2 separate regions of the Homo sapiens genome follow, and region 1 is linked to region 2. A link is a loop called in an ENCODE intact Hi-C map of the cell type or tissue named here. Cell type or tissue: Caco-2. All regions are shown on one strand.

Region 1 (2,500 bases), 110 kb before region 2:
CTAGCAGACTTTTCCATGTAAATTAAAATTCTTCATTTCCAATGTTAAATTTCCTTTTTTTTTGTGTACCCAGGATTAATTTGAGATAAATCTAGTAGACCATGTTGTCTGTTGTTAGGCGCCGAATCATGTATCTCTGGGGATCCTACCTTCCCAGAAAGGCAGAGAGAAAATATGCCAGGCATTCAACACTGATGTTTTCAAGTATGAACTTTTCACTGACCTAACACTGATGTTAGCCAAAAACAAACACACGAACCTTTTCTTTGCCCTTTTATTTTAGGTCATGGTTTTTAAACTTTTATACTCCTAATCTATTAAAATCTATTTCAAAAGAATTCCAGTTTAATTTTAATGGCACTTGCAACGTATTCCAAACAAATACCTGGAGAGAATCTGCTGATTAGTCAGTGGCTCAGCTATATAATTAGTCATGTACCACATGACAACATTTTGGTCCTTGGGGATTGCATATACAGAGGTGTTTTCTATGTTTAGAAATGTTTAGACACACAAATACTTACCATTGTGTTACAGTAGCCTACAGTATTTAGTAGAGTAACATGCTGTCTGGGTTTTAGCGTAGGAGCAGTATACTGTACCATATAGCCTAGGTGTGCAGTGGGCTGTACTATCTAATTTTATGTAACTATATGCTCTGTAATGTCCACAGAATGACAAAATTGTCTAACGATGCATTTTCCAGAATGTATCCCCATCATTAAGTGAGGCATGATGGTGTTGTTGTTTATACTGACATAAGTGCCTTACTGATCACATCAGTGGCTCATCCAGACAAATATTCTGTCTCTGACATTGACTGCCAAAGGTTAGTTTAGGGTCTGGTTTTCTTCTACAGTGAGATCGTAGAACAAATAATGGATGACGAGGGGATTTAGCAAAATAATGCAGATCTCCCCAGGTTCTGCAAGATCCCATTGTTTGTCAGTCATCCATGAATTCTCCTAAATCCCTTAAGCTCCTCTTTGTATTTTTATCTTGTTCTAGCTCTTAAGGGCAAACACACAGTTCATAAGTCTAGGACCAGGCATTCAAGTTTCAGAAGACTTTCCACTCCCGTCACCTTTTATTCTATAAAATGGTCTCTTTGGTGCAAAATTTTAATAGTGACTTTTAGAAAGTAAAAATGATTTTTACTTTACTTATTGACTGATTCAAAGAGTTCACTTAGATTATTGAGGCTGGATTTTACTGTACTGATATCACATTAGCTTTTATAAATAGATTATTTTTTCTTATGTGTTCTCACCTGTAGTTTTTATCAGTTCTGCTAATTTTAGGCAAGAAGATTCTTCAGTGTAGTTGTTTTTTAAATAAATGCATGTCACATTGGCATGCCATTATTCTTAAGGCCTTTTAAAATTAGATTATATCGAATTAATTTTTTTTGAGGTTCTGTCTTTGGACTTCTTTCAGTTGATATAGTCTTGTCAATTTTTTATTTACACACACACACACACACACACACACACACACACACACACACCCATATGTATGTCATTGGTTTTGTCAAAAAGCCTGAAAATGCAAATTCTGCTTGTAAATATTGGTAGAGGAGAAAAAAAGAAAACCGTGAGATGAGTCTGTGTTCCAGACTCATTGGTGGGTTATGTGGGATGAGTCTCTAAAATGGTGAGTTAAGCAAAATAATTAATTTCCAAGGCAGATTTGTTTATCTTAGAGGTATTCCACTTTCAGTAGCATACTATATACTTTAAAAATTAAAAGAAATTTAGTTTCTTTCATGAGTACCTCTTTCTTCTACCTGTACTTTACATTTTTTAATTAAAAAAATTTGTAAAGTTTTATCTTTAATTGACAAATAATTGTATATATTTGTATTAGGGTTCTGTAGAGGGAGAGAACTAATAGGATAGATGTATATAAGGAGTATTGACTTACATGATCACAAGGTGAAGTCCCACTGTAGGCTGTCTGCACGCTGAGGGGCAAGGAAGCCAGTCTGAATCCCAAAACCTCAAAAGTAGGGAAGCCAACAGTGCAGCCTTCAGTTTGTCGCCAAAGGGCAGAGAGTCCCTGGCAAACCACTGGTGAAGGTCCAAGAGTCCAAAAGTTGAAGAACTGAGAGTCTGATGTTCAAGGGCAGGAAGCATCCAGCACAGGAGAAAGATGGAGGCCTCAAGACTCAGCCAGTCTAGTCCTTCCATGTTTCTCTGCCTGCTTTTATCATAGCCACACTGGCAGCTGATTAGATGGTGCCCACCAGATTGAGTGTGAGTCTGCCTCTCCTAGCCCACTGACTAAATGTTAATCTCCTTTGGCAATACCCTCACAGATACACCCAGGAACAATACTTTGCATCCTTCCACCCAATCAAGTTGACATTCAGTATTAACCATCACAATATTCATGGGGTACAATGTGATATTTCATTACATATATACATTATAGAATGATCAAATCAAGCTAATTAATATATCTATCACCTCAAACATTTATCATTTTTTTTTGTTGAGAA
Region 2 (2,500 bases):
TTCTCCTTCAGTTTTGAAGGATTATTTTGCAAGGTACAGAATTCTAGGTTGGAGAGGTTTGTTGTTTTTTTTTTTTTTTCCTCTCAAAACTTTAGATATTTTACTCCACTCTTTTCTTGCTTTTGTGGTTTCTGAGAAGTCAGATGTAATTTTTATCTTTGAGCTTGTGTGGATAAGGTGTTTCTTCCCTCTGGCTTACTTCAGTATTTTTTTTTTCTTTATCTTTGGTTTTCTGTAGTTTGAATATGATTTGTCTAGGTGTGGTTTTGGGGACATTTATCCCGTTTGGTGTTCCCTAAGCTTCCCAGATCTGTGGTTTTGTGTCTGACATTACTTTGGGGAAATTCTCAGTCATTATTGTTTTAAGTATTTCTTCTGTTTCTTTCTCTCTTTATTTTCTCTCTGGTATTCTCATTAGCTGCATGTTATATCTTTTGTAGTTGTCTCAAACTTTTTGGATATTCTGAGGTTTTTTTCTAGTCTTTTTCTGTTTGCATTTCCATTTTGGAGATTTCTATTAAGATGTCCTCAAGCTCAGAGATTCTTCCCTCAGCTGTGTCCAGTCTACCAGTAAGCTCATCAAACACATTCTTCATTTCCATCACAGTGTTTTTGATCTCTCGTTTCCTTTTGGTTTTTTCTTAGAATATGCATCTCTGTGCTTACATTGCCCATCTGTTATTGCATGCTGTCTGTGTTAACCATAGAGCCCTTAGCATACTAATCAGTTGCTTCCAATTCCCAGTCTGATAATTCCAACATTCCTGCCATAGCTATGTCTGGTTCTGATGCTTGCTCTGTCTCTTCATATTTGTGGGTTTTTACTTTTAGTATGTCTTGCGACTTTTTCTTGACAGCTGGCTATGATGTATTGGGTAAAAGGAACTGCTGTAAGTTAGGTTTTAGTAATGTGCTGGTAAGGGTCTAGGGGAGGAGTCCTATGATTAAGTCTCAGTCTTACCTCCCTCCCACCCCTCAGGTGGGATAGGAAGGCTAGAGTGGGCTGGAGTTGGGTATTTCCTTTCTCTCATATGGAAGGCTAGAGGAGACTGGAGTTGAGTCTTTCCCTTCCCCCAGGTAGGTGAGGCTTTGATAAAACCCCAGCAGGTTAGGCTCCACTTAAGTAGTTTCTTCTGAGGGCAGACCTTGTTAAGAACAGAGTGCCCTGGTGCATTTCAAAATAGTTCTTTCTTTCTTCCCCTTGCCTGAAGCATAAGGGGAATTTACTCCAGTGTTTATTGTGAGAACCAAGTGGAACTCCTGGGAGTAAAACTCACAAAAGTGTGCCCCCTTCCCCCATGACTCGGTTCCCCTGCACTTTTTGACTCTCAGACTTGTTGACACTGAGCCTCCAGCAATTGATCAGTTCCAGTTCCAGTTTTCCTACCCTGATACTGGTTCCTTCAGAGGTTTCTGCCTCCATTTCAGCTCAGGAAAGTTGTGATTCTTTGTATCTGCTTGTCTGTCTCTAACTTGGGGGACAGTGGTTTGCCTGTGACTTCATTTTTCTTACAGATCTAAAGAGTTGATTTTTCAGTTGGTTCTACTTTTTCCTTGTGATGGAGAGGTAACCTCCAACCTTCTTATATGCTAAACTGGAAACCAGAAACTTCCCTGACCTTTTTATGGATGAAAATCTTTATTTTCATGGTTCCTTCTGATCTCTGGATAGGGAAGAGAGATCAGAAAGGAGCAATAAGGGAGGTCATGTGTTGCTGCTGCAGGCCGAGAACAGCCTTGAGGAGCACAGTGTCGGATCCCAGACCCTTAGGTCTTCCGGCTAAAAGTGCCTATCAGCTTGGAGAAGGAGCACCATGGAGATAGGTGGTCCTAAGATCCCTCGGGGCAGATTTTAAGCACAGCTTTTTAAAGAAATCCTGCCTTAATACGTTTATTTGTTATTGTTATCAGAAAGAAGGCACACATTCAGACTTTTAATAAGGTGAATGGCAGGTGAATCAAAACTGGAGTTCTTTGATTTAATTACCTCCTTCTGCCAATATTTAGGCTAAGATTGGTGTTAACTTTCCTCCAGATAGAGGTTTCCAGAATATATAAAATATGCCTTAAAATAATGCTTATTAAAGAATCCATGAGACTGGGTGCAGTGGCTGATGCCTGTAATCCCAGCACTTTGGGAGGCCAAAGCAGGAGGACCCCTTGAGCCCAGGTTCAAGACCAGCCTGGGTAACATAGTGAGACCCCTCTCTACAAAAAATAAAAACAAAAAATTAGCCAGGCATAGTGGTGCACACCTGTAGTCCTAGCTACTTGGGAAGTTGAGGTGGGAGGATCCCTTGAGCCCAGGAGTTTGAGGTTATAGTAAACTATGATTGTGCCATTGCAATCTAGCCTGGATGATAGATTGAGACCCTGTCTCTAAAAAAAAAAAATTTGTTAATTCATACTGACACTAACAAAAATAAACTTTAAAATGGTGGAGGTGAGTGGGGAAAAGTGAAACCTCTGCTTTACAGAATACCAACGAATAAATGTAGGA

Evidence for each region. Peaks named below come from ENCODE experiments on the same cell type or tissue, not always from the same donor. Only the 100,000 strongest peaks of a DNase experiment are listed, where the experiment ranks them.
Region 1: it touches region 2 in a loop (12-fold over the local background); 1 of 110 quality-filtered maps calls a loop at or near these places.

What each region holds. Positions count from the first base shown.
Region 1 is chr5:80,747,227-80,749,726 of GRCh38, forward strand. The region is part of intron 12 of MSH3 (mutS homolog 3); the gene reads left to right. Among named protein-coding and RNA genes, the nearest start is that of DHFR, 93 kb to the left of the region's middle. RefSeq lists an enhancer at 625-1,185. In Caco-2, no CTCF peak of the experiment used is centred here; no DNase peak of the experiment used is centred here.
Region 2 is chr5:80,860,380-80,862,879 of GRCh38, forward strand. All of the region lies in intron 21 of MSH3 (mutS homolog 3), which reads left to right. Among named protein-coding and RNA genes, the nearest start is that of RASGRF2, 99 kb to the right of the region's middle. In Caco-2, no CTCF peak of the experiment used is centred here; a DNase peak (open chromatin) is centred at 1,022.